Regions from separate parts of the Mus musculus genome. Here all the other regions are linked to region 2. The links are chromatin loops, found by intact Hi-C in ENCODE. Cell type or tissue: gastrocnemius. All regions are shown on one strand.

Region 1 (4,000 bases), 210 kb after region 2:
GTCTGGGGACACAGAAGGGTAGCCGAACAAAGAAGTTCGTCCAGGCCAAACTCAAAGCTGTATCCAGACTAAGAGAATCAAACAGCTAAGGAGTTAAGTTAGGGGTGGCAATAACTGTGAAGTTGTTCTACGTCCGGCACTGTGCCAGGTACTTTACGTGCATGGTGTAGTTTTTTTTTATTAAAAACTTGGAAAATATGTAGCCGGGCAGACACCTGAGGGGACTTGGAATGTTTGGGATAATAGCCAGATAAGAGGCTAAGATGAAAAGACTAAGTCTGGTCACCAGGAAACAAGTTTCAAAATTAATAGCTCAACAGTCTTATCTTTTGCCATGCAATTGGTACCATACTAAGTGAGCACTTTTGCAAAACATATTTATCTATGAAGTGATACGATCTAAGATCGGTCACCCAAGACACAAGCACAGACAGGCCCTAGGCCTTTTGTTCCTGTATTTGAAGGGAGTACATCTGCTTTACAAAAGTAAACCAGACAACCTTGGGGGTAAATAATAGGAAAAAAGTTCTTGACTAAGATGTTACAATCCAGAGTGATAGTGAGAGATGGTAGGAACGCAGAGTTTCAGGGACAGGTGTGAGGGACAGTTTTGGGGTGATTGGAAAGGGGGTTCAAGAAATGATCTGGAAAGTCAGGGAGGCTCTCTAGACCCGTGGAAAGGGCCATATGGTGGGGAAACGAGGTAAGGAAAGGTAAAAAGGAAGACTGACTCGAGTCTGCAACTGGGCAATGCAGGTAGAGGATGTTCCAAGCGGGGACTCCAGAAGAGATGGAGAACTGATGGGTGGGGCCTGAGGGCAGCCTTTAGGTAAGCTGGTGGGGTAGGTTAGAGGGGAAGTGCGAAGGGCGGGACCGAGCGTTACAGAAGAGCAAAAGGGTCAGGTTTCGGGTGAACGGGAGGGGGTAGGGATAAGGCATCCGGAACGGAGCTGCAGGGCTCACCGGAGGTCGCTAAGGGGCGGGGTAGGCCCGAGGGCAATCGCGGATCTGTTTGGGCTGTAGGGCCGGGCGCTGAGAGGGCGGGAGGGAGGGAAAGGGCGACACTTAAGGCCCCCGTCAGTAGAGAGGCCCGCAGGGTTTGGGCCTGGAAGACGTGAGGCGGGAGAGAGCCCCGATGGGGAAAGGTGGGGGGCGGGGAAGGTCGAGCCCTGGAGCTCCGGGGTGAGGGAGGAAAAACCCCCGGCTCACCGCTTAATCCGAAGTAGACACTGTGGCGCGGTTCGCTCGCCGTCCCAGTCCGAGCTGAGCGTGGGGTCCCAATGGCTAAGCAGCGCGGCCCCGTGGGCAGCGGCCGAGGGCGGGAGTCCTGGCAGCGGAGCCAGGCCGCTCCCCGGTCCCCCGGCCCCGCCCGCCGCCGCCGCCGCCGCCCACACATCCGGCAGAAAAGGCGGCCCGAACCCGCCGCCGCTCCCGCTAACGCCGACCACACCGGCAACACCACTCGACCCTGGGCCCGCCGCCCCGGCGCCAGCCGTCGCCGTCGCCGCCTCCTCAGTCGGACTCTCCGCCATCGCTGCTTCGCTTCCGGGACTGCTCAGCAGCACGTCCGCCGACCAGAGCGGCCGCTGCTCCCGCACCACCGAGAGCCGGGCCAGAGTGTCCCCACCCTCGGCTTCCCCAGCCCGGGTGGCGCTGGCTCCGCCCACCTCCGCCCGGACCAGCGAGAGGCGTGCTGCCAGAGCGTCCACCCACGGTCCTCCAGAGCGGGGGGCGGGGGCTAGCGGACTAGCTGGCGCTCCAGGCCAGCGCAGATTCTGCGCCCCGCTGGAGATGCTGGTAGCCTTCCATGGTTAAAGGTTTTATGTTGGGAGAGTTGATGTCGGAGAAGACAGTTCAAAGAAGATGGAGAGACCCACAGCTTCTCTTTTAAAGGGAGGGACCATCGATGTTCAATCCTAGGGTAGGACTAAGGTCCACCTTCCCTGTAGGGCAATCGAAAGAAGAGCTTGAGTAGTTTAGGGCCCTTCACATCCCTACGGCTCTGTGCTGTATCATGTCTGGTCTTCTCCCCCATCGACTACTATTGTCGCCTGACTGCGGATGGACTAAGAGGAAGAACGGAATCAGAACGTGCGAATAAAAGACCACCTCATTTGAGTTTATTCGATATTTATTTATGAAGGGCATACTAAAGGCCAGGAGCTGTTGCTAGGCATTGCCCTGGAGATAATGACACAGAAGTTGACAGCTTGGTAGAAGTCAAGCATCAGGCTTGATTCCAAGCTCAGTACCTTTTCTACCCGCTAATCCTGGAGTTACGGGTTTGAAATTCTCAATTTCTTAGAACTATATTGAGATTTGTAATACGAAAATTAACTCTGACTAAGGGGAAAAGACCTTAACCTTGTTCTACTGACAGGAATATGAGTCTGTGTGTGTGTTTGCTAACTGTAGGAAAACCAGAGGTACCGCATGACTGAGAATTTACACAACCCTTTCAGCTGGTCTGAGACAACATCCGAAACAAACACATTGATACTCTATAGCAAAGTGTATGAATAGTTTTTGAGACAAGGTTTCCAATATGTAGCTGCTTACCTCAGCCTTCTTAGTGCTGAGATGACCGGCATAAGCCACCACACCCAATGAAATATTCATATTAACTTTAGTACATTTATGAAGATTCATTCTAGAACAAACAGCCAGAGCCTCACTTTGGATCTTGTTTTTTTTTTTTTTTCTTCTTCTTTTCCTCCCGAAGAAGCCTGGCTCCTGTGGTGGCACAGCTCGTAAGCTAAGCACTAGAGAGGTTGAGGAATGATGAGGGAACTATCGTACATAAATAGTTGAGGCCACAAATTGAGTTCAAGGCAATCTGGGCAACAAAGGGACACCCTGTCTCAAAACACAAAAACCAACAAGTGAAGAGCCTGCGTTCTGGACATTTGTGCGTTTTCTCAAATGGTCTGGGGGCGGGGGTCTGGGAATAGTGAATACATTATGTTTTGAAGCTGCCATTAATTGAGTGCTTAAGGCTACACATTGTTTATCTGCTTTATTTTACTTGTTCCTCTCACCAGCTCTGTGATAGAAGGACTGTTATTAGCCTTTTGTGACAGAATGACAACAGACAGACAGAAGGTCAGTCACACACATAGGATCACACTGAGAGCAGGGGGCAAAGCTGCATCTGGTTCCAGATGTTGTCCTTTTTGCTACACACACACATGCATGTACCTAGGGCTCTAGCTTGTGTATTATTTGTGAATTCAGCTTAGTAGAGTTCATCTTAGGACTGTAACATGAAATAAAACTCATTAGTATACTATTTTATAGAGGTTCCATGTTTTGTTGATGTATCTTTGTTTAGGTTTGATTTTTTATAAAATGAAATAACACTTTATTAAAAATTATTTTGCACCGGGCGTGGTGGCGTACGCCTTTAATTCTAGCACTCGGGAGGCAGAGGCAGGCAGATTTCTGAGTTCGAGGCCAGCCTGGTCTACAAAGTGAGTTCCAGGACAGCCAGGGCTACACAGAGAAACCCTGTCTCAAAAAACCACCACCACCAACAACAAAATTATTTTGCTGGGCAGTGATGACACATATGGCTTTAATTCCAGCAATCAGGAGGCAGAGGCTGGCAGTTCTCTGAGTTTGAGCTCCAGCCTGTTCTACAGAGCTAGTTCCAAGACAGCCAAGGCCACAGGGGGAAGATAGCTCTGGCTTTCCTGAAACTCACTCTGTAGACCAGCCTGGCCTTGAACTCACAGATCTGCCTGCCTCTGCTTCCTGACTGCTGGGAGTAAAGGTGTGCACTAGAACACAGGGCTGCACCCATACTTTTAAAAGTGACAACACTGTCCTTGTTTGTTTGTTTGAGACAGGGTTTCTCTGTGTAGCCTTGGCTGTCCTGGAACTCACTCTGTAGACCAGGCTGGCCATGAACTCAGAAATCTGCCTGCCTCTGCCTCCCAAGTGCTGGGATTAAAGGCGTGCGCTACCCCGCCTGGCCTAGCTGAAGAAATCTTAATTACTT
Region 2 (4,000 bases):
GTATGAATGTGGAAGCCAGGGTCAATGTGAGGTGTTTTCTTTCTTTCTAAAGACAGGTTCTCTCATTGGCTGGCCAATGACCCTTCTGCCTTCACTTCCCCAGCATTAGGACTACAATCCCCAGCATGCCCAGCTCTGACATGAGTTCTGTGGATGGAGCTCAGGTCCAGCATGGTTGCATGCAAGCTCTTTACCTGCTGAGCTATGCCCCTAGCACAGGTTTTGCTATTTTTCGGCAGGCAGTTTTCTTACAGGCTTTGAGAATTTATTTAGATTTATTTGCTATTTATGCATTACACATGCATATCCCTAGTCTGTGGCTTACCTTTTCTCTTAGTATGCCAGGCCCTGAGTGCCTTGCAGTTCACCATTGAGCAACAGGCCCAGATATTTTCACTCTTCTGATGGTACTTGGAGTAGCACAGTCCTCGTCTGTGCGTTTTATTCGGGCTTTGTTTAAACTGAGGTGTAGGCATTCCCCTATGTCGTCAGCCAAGCTCACCGCTTCTGTCACTTTCAGGTCAACAATTCTCTTGGGACTTTCTGCTGTGTTTAGTGTTAACAAGAATCCGATTTCATATTCTTTCCCTATAAGCAAGCACACAGCAGGATGTCAAGTAGGTCCTTTCCCCTAACTCTGTTGTGCTACCTTTTATTATTATTTAAATTTGTGACACCTTTGTTATTATAAACTATGCATAAAGGTGAGGCTGCATCTTGCTTCCCTATTCTGTTCCATCGGTATGTTTATCCATCCAGACATTATCTTAATTTCTTTAATGTACAGTTAACAAGCATCTTTATTTTCTGGTAGCGCAAGTGTGCCTCCTCTCACGTCTTGATCTTTTTGAGGTTGCGATGGTTCATTCAAACTGATCCATTCAGATGTTTTAAAGAGTGCGTGGGTTGTGTCTGCAAGAGGCATGCTTAGAGAATTAATCGGAGAGTCGGGAGAGGCTCCTTTTGGTTTCCATGGCATCCTCCCAAGGGTGAGAACCTATAGCCACCGTGCCAATCACTCTGTAGGGAGACCATAATGCGTCAGCAGGCTCCCTCGTCATTTATCCCACAGGGACGAACACAAATCCCAGATCTTAATCCAAAGAAGATACAATACTCCCTGTACATATTTTCCACCCGCGGCGCGATGCAGCTAAAGAAATCCTTAGCGATTCCTGCCCTTCTCTCGGAGAAACACCTCATGGACGGTGAGAAACTGTACTGATCGCCTGCCAGCCTGACTAAGTGACTGTTGTCTAATTGAAACACAACCTCGCTGGGTGAGCAATGCAGAACCAAAACACGGGTTTATGACCCCTAAACGCACAAGCCTCGGGGAATCGCTCTCTTGTACCCAATCAGAGGTCCCCTGGCACCACTTACCCGCCCCCCGGCCCCGTCCGGCCACTTCATTCGCGGCTCACAAAGCAATCCTACCGCGCGTTCTGCACAGCAGCCAATCAGAGGGTAGGGGGCGGGGACTCCGAGGCGCGGTGTGTGCAGCGGTACTCAGACAGGAAAGCCTCGGGATCCTTCGGGTTCTTTCGTTTTCCCTCCTGGGTAAAGTTATGTTCAGTCTTCCATCAACTCGTTTATTTTTCCGCCCGACTCGGCGCGCGTGCGCAGTGCCTCCCAGCCCAGGCTGTTCCTGAAATGTAATCGTGTTGAGACACAGGGAGGGAAGCTGAACGTCCATTCTACAGGTCAGTGCATTCCCTGCGGAGGCTCGGGTTGGTTGCTACTTCCTGCAGGCCCCAAAACAGGGATTCTAAGGCCAAAAAAAGGTTCAGTGAGGTCCCACCGAGATTTGAACTCGGATCGCTGGATTCAAAGTCCAGAGTGCTAACCATTACACCATGGGACCTGCTGGCGGCTTAAGGCGCCCGGCAGCCTTCTCAAGCCACATGACGTTGGGCAACCTTTTCTAAGCTTCGCTACACTTGGCTTGGGCCCGTGGCCGGTGGCCGCGATGGCGGGCAGACACGGAACCACCGAGATTCTCATGTCCTTACGAATTCCAAACGTTCATGGGCCCCGAGGTGTCTGTCACCTCTTCCGGTGATCCTCCAAGGGTCCCGGCTCTTGACCCCAAGTCTCGAGGGCGGCTGGTCGTCCGATCGGACCAAGTCCGGAGAAAGCCGGCTCCGGTCCCGGACTCCGGGCAGGAGGTTCGGCGCACGCAGCCTGGGCTTTCTACTTGTTTTCTGCGTTTATATCAGGAGGGCTGTGGCTAGGACGCTTTGGCCCAGCGGGGAAGGACGCGGACTGGCACGTGGTGGCACAGCCGTTCAAACCCCGGACGAAACCTGGGGTACAGACGGGGATGCTGGAGAGTGCGCCGCACGTGGATGCCGCAGCCCCTGCTCCGCGCTATGCAAATTATCTGTAGGGAGATTGGCGCTTCCAATTCAGCACTTCCCCCCGCGCTTCAAAAGGCCGGACTACCGAAACTTCTAGTGTGCCGATCCTTAGAAAAACCCAGTCAGAATTTTAACAACAGACACCCACCATTCAACACACCACGCGCACACACACACATATCCCGCAAAACAACAACAAAATCCCCACTTCTGCACTGTCTAGTCTTTCATTTTCCCTAAATGTGTTTCTGCAGGTCAGTCAACACTTTGACTCAGCAGTTCACCTTCGGAGCATTACCCTAGTGGACATCCATCTGTGCCTCGAGGCTGCTTCAAGGATGCTCTGGACTATGTATTGTTTATTATAATATAGTGAGGCTTGGCCCCATAATGATGGCTATTGTATAAGTCCTCTACAAGAGTTTAAGAAATAACCTGTGTGCGAGGCTCAGATAAGCACTAGGGACACCAGGAATGTTAACTACACAGGAATGTCTGTTTAGTGAGAGAGATGTATGACGTGTCTTCTGCCCAGAAGGCTGGGAGCAGATGTGGGTAATGGCCTGTGACCTGAGACTGATAGGCTGAGATCTCACCAGTTCCTCCCTGGACTCTTATCGGTGAGCATGTTTTTCTCAGTCTATAGAAACTATCTTTCTGGAAGATGTCACATGTACTTTACAAAGAGTTCCAGTGCAGTGGTGTCCTAAGCTGTGCTGTGCACAGGTGATTGGGTTAATTATCACCAGGTAAGTTTTCACCAAATAAACTACTTGGGGTCAGGCTTGCAAAGTTTGAACCAACACTGGCTGCTTAATTGTATTGAATTGAGCAACCTTGTTTCCTACAGATCACCACTCTGTAGAGGTCCCCTGGCACCACTTACCCGCCCCCAAACATGTATTGAGACAAAAGACCAAACCAAACAGCTCTGCTTTTCACTTCTTTTTTTTTTTTTTTTTTACAATTTTTTATTATTATTATTTATTTATTATATGTAAGTACACTGTAGCTGTCTTCAGACACTCCAGAAGAGGGCATCAGATTCCACTACGGATGGCTGTGAGCCACCATGTAGTCGCTGGGACCTGAGGAAGAACAGTCGGCACTCTTAACCACTGAGCCATCTTACCAGCCCGCTTTTCACTTCTTATACACAAGCAAACAGAAGAGCTATGTACCGTGCAGTCTATTTGCTGTGTGACCTTGTACTAGGGTTCTATAGGATAGCAACTTATGGGATGAATATATTTAATTATAATAGACTATTACATATAATATAAATATTTCTGTATATAAGTAATCATATATTATAAATGTATATTAATATAGAGTATATACTATACTCTAGTGTGACTTCCTACCTCAGGATCTGAACTTGAAGTGGCTCTTCCTACTTCAAATTGTGCAAAAGCCCCTCACGGGTATGCCCTCCATTTTTGGACTTTAGTTAATCTCAGATGTAGTCAAGTTGACATCCAAAAATAGCTTGTCTCACTTTCTTGAGAAATCCAATGTTTTTGCAAGTCTGGGTGACACTAGACTGTGTCCAAGGTACATACACTTATTCTCCAGGCTCTGTGTGTGTGTGTGTGTGTGTGTGTGTGTGTGTGTGAGAGAGAGAGAGAGAGAGAGAGAAA
Region 3 (4,000 bases), 170 kb after region 2:
AGGGATTCTGACTAACTCACTGTATACAACAATGAAGCACACAGACACAATGGCAGCCCTGATTGCTAACAAAGTCACCAGCCTGTAATAACAGTGCTGAGGAAGGGAAGGCAGGAGGATCAGGAGTTCAAGGACAGACTTGGCTACATGAAACTGTCCTCATGTCTCAAAAGCAAGCAAATAAACCCAATAGGAGAAGGTTCTTCGACTACATGGGCCTTTCAAGTTGCTGGAACAACTTGTGCCAGCAAGCCTTGATCTTTAAACACACGAACACACTACTAATCACAGCACGCTGAGTCACATGGAGAAAGACAGAAAAGTCTTTTCTAGATGGAATGGAGTAAGAACATGTCATTTAAGCGGAGACTGGGAGGACAAAACTGTAAATAAGTGGGTTGGAGAGACCTCTCAGTGGTAAGACTGAGAGGACCAGAGTTCAGTCCCAGAACCCTCATCCAGTGCCTCACAATGGCCTCTAACTCTTGCTCCAGAAGACACAACATCCATTCCTGGCCAAAGAGGGCACACACACAAACTTGTGTATATCCACACAGACACACACATTTTACATCAATTAGAAAGCTACGTGTGCCAGATGTGGTGGCGCACACCTTTAATCCCAGCTCTTGGGAGGCAGAGGTAGGCAGATTTTTGAGTTAGAGGCCAGCCTGCTCTACATAATGAGTTCCAGGACAACCAGGGCTATACAGAGAAACCCTGTTCACGAAAAACAAACAAACAAACAAACACACACACAAAAACAAAAAACAAAAAGAAAAAAGACTATGTTGGGCTGGAGAGATGGCTTGGCTTAGGAACACTGGCTGCTCTTCCAGAGGTCCTCAGCTCTACTCCCAGCAACCACATGGTGGCTCACAACCAAAGCCAAACCATCTATAATGGGATCTGATGCCCTCTTCTGGTGCAGCTGGAGGCAGGTTTAGTGTGTGTGTGCATGTGCACACAACACACAACCAAAACTATGTCAATAAACAAGAAGATGAGCAACAGGAAATACAGCATGAGAGTGAGTGAGGAGGCAGAACCAAAGCCTTAAAGGATGGTAGGGTTAGACGAGGCATGAAGATTGCTGAGAGTTTGAGCAAGCTGGACTATATAGTTGGAGTTAGGATGATGTAGTGGAACTTGTCTCAAAATAAAACAAAATAAAATAAAATAAAGATGAAGGGCATGGCAGCCCACATCTTTAATCCCAGCACTCTGGAGCCAGAGGCAGGTGGATGTCTTTGAGTCTGAAAGCCAGCCTGATTCATGATAGTGAGTTCAAGGCAAGCAAGGGCTACACAGTTAGACTTTGTCTAAAAAGAAAGGAAGGAAGAAAGGAAGGAAGAAACCTGGAGTGATGCATGGCTTTTCTTTTTATTTATTTAAATTAATTAATTAATTAATTTTTTGAGGCAGGGTTTTGTGTGTGTGTGTATCCCTGGCTGTCCAGGACTTGCTTTGTAGACCAGGCTGGCCTTGAACCATAGAGATTTGCCACCTGCCTGTCTCTGCCTCCCAAGAGCTGGGAGTAAAGGCATGGGTCACTACTGCCTGGCATGGTGCATGACTTTAAACCCAGCACCAGAGGCAAGTGGATCTCTGAGTTCAAAGCCAGCCTAGTTTATAAACTGTGTTCCAGGACTATAGAGAAACTCTGTCTTTAAAAAACAACAAAAGGAAGACTATACTTTCAGGGATCATTTCTATAGTTCGTTACTAGAGAAGTTTCTCTGACTGTGTAGAGCACCTGAAACCACGAGGACGAGACGTAGCATCCCCTACTGAGCGTGAAGCCGGCTCTAGGTGCTGCTTGATTGCAGCTGCCTCTTGCCATTGATGATCATTCTTCTCTCCTTCGGGAGGGTGAGAGGGAGGGAACGCAGTCTGAGTGGATTTGGTTTATTAAAAAAAAAGAAAAGAAAGAAAAAGAAAAAAGAAAACAAAAAACCAAAAGGGCTAGAGAGACAGCTCAGCAGTTAACAGCACTGGCTGTTCTTCTGAAGGTCATGAGTTCAAGTCCTAGTAGCCACATGGTGGTTCACACCCATCTGTAATTGGACCTAAGGCCCTCTTCTAGTGTGTCTGAAGACAGTGATGGTGACAGTATACTCACATATACATAAAATAAATAAATCTTTTTTAAAAAATCCTCCCAGTAGAACTGCTGGATCACATGGCAAATATAGTTAAACAACAACAACAAAAGGAAATTTGAAATAAAATTTATATCATATATCTTATATTATATATCATATGTATATTTATGGGGTGGGGTGGCTGGAGGGATGGCTTAGTGGTAAAGAGCACTGACTGTTTTTGCAAAGGATCTGGGGTTCAATTCCCAGCATGGACAAGACACTTTACAACTGTTTATATATCTGGTCCCAAGAGATCTGATGCCCTCTTCTGGCATCTAAGAGCACTGCATACAAGTGATGTACATCCACACTGACAAAACATACATAAAAATACAATTTAAAAACATTTACATTTTTTTTAAGACTTCTGAATTTCTTTTTTTTTTCCTTTTCCTTTTTCTTTTTTTTTTCTGAGACAGGGTTTCTCTGGGATTAAAGGTGTGTGCCACCACCGCCCGGCTTCTTCTTTTTTTTTTTTTTTTTTTTTTCGAGACAGGGTTTCTCTGTGTAGACCTGGCTGTCCTGGAACTCACTCTGTAGACCAGACTGGCCTCGAACTCAGAAATCAGCCTGCCTCTGCCTTCCAAGTGCTGAGATTAAAGGCATTTGCCGACACTGCCCGGCATAAATAAATCTTAAAAAAAAAAAAAGAAGGCAAAGGAAAAGTTTGGATTTACATTTGTGGCATCTTGAATATCTGATGAGAGTGTCAAAGTCTCAAACAGAGTTACATGTTTTCCTCCCTTCGTTTGTGTAATGTATTTCCTCCTAGCCAGCCACTGTAAAAGACTGTCTATAAACATCGTTTTTAATCATAACGATTGTATTTAAAACCTCACCACTAGCTCTTACTAGGCACAACACTGCCTGTGTTAGGGAGAAATTTAGAAGTTCATGCAGTAAGCCTGTCTGCTAGGTGGAATAAACAAACCCTGACTTGATCAAACTTACCTATTGAATTCCTCTGCAGAAATTCTTGAGTTGGGTTAAGATTTTACAGCTAAGGGCCAGGTATGGTGGCTCAAGATGGGGAAGATCTCTGAATTCAAGGCCAGTGTGGTCTACAGAGCAAGTGAATTCTAGGACTGCCAAGGCTACATTGAGAAACTCTGTCTCCCCCTAGCCCACTCCGCCCCCTCCAAAAAACCCAAATTTGAGTCAGACTGTCTGACTCATAGCTAGTCCTATTTCATGACGTTAAGTAATTTAAGGCAGATTCCCGAATCCCTTGTGAAATACAATACCAACTCACGAACTTGAGGGTTTTGAACAAGTATAGAACAAGGCAAGTTGTGCAGTGCGTGGCACAAAACTATCAGATGCTGCCGCCTTTTTTTTTTTGTTAATCTAAGGTTTCGTTTTATTCTCGGTTTTTGCTCAAGGTAGCACCCATGAGTTTGGTGGCTCATGCATTTAATCCCAACATTTGGAGGTAAAGGCAGGAGAACTCTGAATTCGAAGTGAGCTTGGCTTGCATAGTTCCAGACCAACCAACCATGGTTATGGAGAGACCCTTGCTAAAAAAAAAAAAAAAATGGCACCTTCCATGGCCAACACAGCTCTTGGTCATGTCCCTGAAGCATCTGTCGCTCTCCAGGAGCCCACCTTGGTAGGATGCATGGGGAATTAAAATAGGACATGGGGTTAGCGTTTGCGATGTCGTCTGGACTTCCTGGAAATTGGCCCCCAGCTAGGGCGGGGACTGGGGCCCTTGCAAGAAACTCCTCGACTCCGCGGCAGGAAGTGAATATCGAGACTTCCGGCGCGCTCAAATGACGCACGGCACCCGGCTTCCGTGTTGGGAGCTGGCGACAGAACCTGGGACGCGGAGAGCTGGGGTCGGGGCTGCGGGG

Evidence for each region. A loop is a pair of places that touch in the nucleus more often than their neighbours do. Peaks named below come from ENCODE experiments on the same cell type or tissue, not always from the same donor. Only the 100,000 strongest peaks of a DNase experiment are listed, where the experiment ranks them.
Region 1: a loop joins it to region 2, with 2.2 times the contacts of the local background. A loop is called at or near these places in 3 of 42 quality-filtered maps.
Region 3: a loop joins it to region 2, with 2.2 times the contacts of the local background. A loop is called at or near these places in 4 of 42 quality-filtered maps.

What each region holds. Positions count from the first base shown.
Region 1 is chr11:96,063,743-96,067,742 of GRCm38, forward strand. Ube2z (ubiquitin-conjugating enzyme E2Z) reads right to left here and starts at 1,622. Exons shown (of 7, transcript NM_172300.3): 1 at 1,210-1,622. The coding sequence starts at 1,532. In gastrocnemius, a CTCF peak has its summit at 1,580; a DNase peak (open chromatin) is centred at 1,674; H3K4me3 peaks cover 2,380 bases; H3K27ac peaks cover 2,159 bases.
Region 2 is chr11:95,857,380-95,861,379 of GRCm38, forward strand. Gm38959 (a long non-coding RNA gene) reads right to left here and starts at 1,072. Exons shown (of 3, transcript XR_880173.3): 1 at 326-1,072. 4833417C18Rik (RIKEN cDNA 4833417C18 gene) reads left to right here and starts at 1,438. Exons shown (of 2, transcript NR_045187.1): 1 at 1,438-1,703; 2 at 2,615-3,667. It overlaps n-TQttg6 (a tRNA gene), which reads right to left and starts at 1,864; the gene lies at 1,793-1,864. In gastrocnemius, no CTCF peak of the experiment used is centred here; DNase peaks (open chromatin) are centred at 1,075, 1,481, 1,873 and 2,206; H3K4me3 peaks cover 2,537 bases; H3K27ac peaks cover 2,540 bases.
Region 3 is chr11:96,030,991-96,034,990 of GRCm38, forward strand. Snf8 (SNF8, ESCRT-II complex subunit, homolog (S. cerevisiae)) reads left to right here and starts at 3,895. Exons shown (of 8, transcript NM_033568.3): 1 at 3,895-4,000. Gm24949 (a small nucleolar RNA gene) reads left to right here and starts at 1,688; the gene lies at 1,688-1,902. In gastrocnemius, a CTCF peak has its summit at 2,433 (motif pointing left); a DNase peak (open chromatin) is centred at 3,913; H3K4me3 peaks cover 982 bases; H3K27ac peaks cover 533 bases.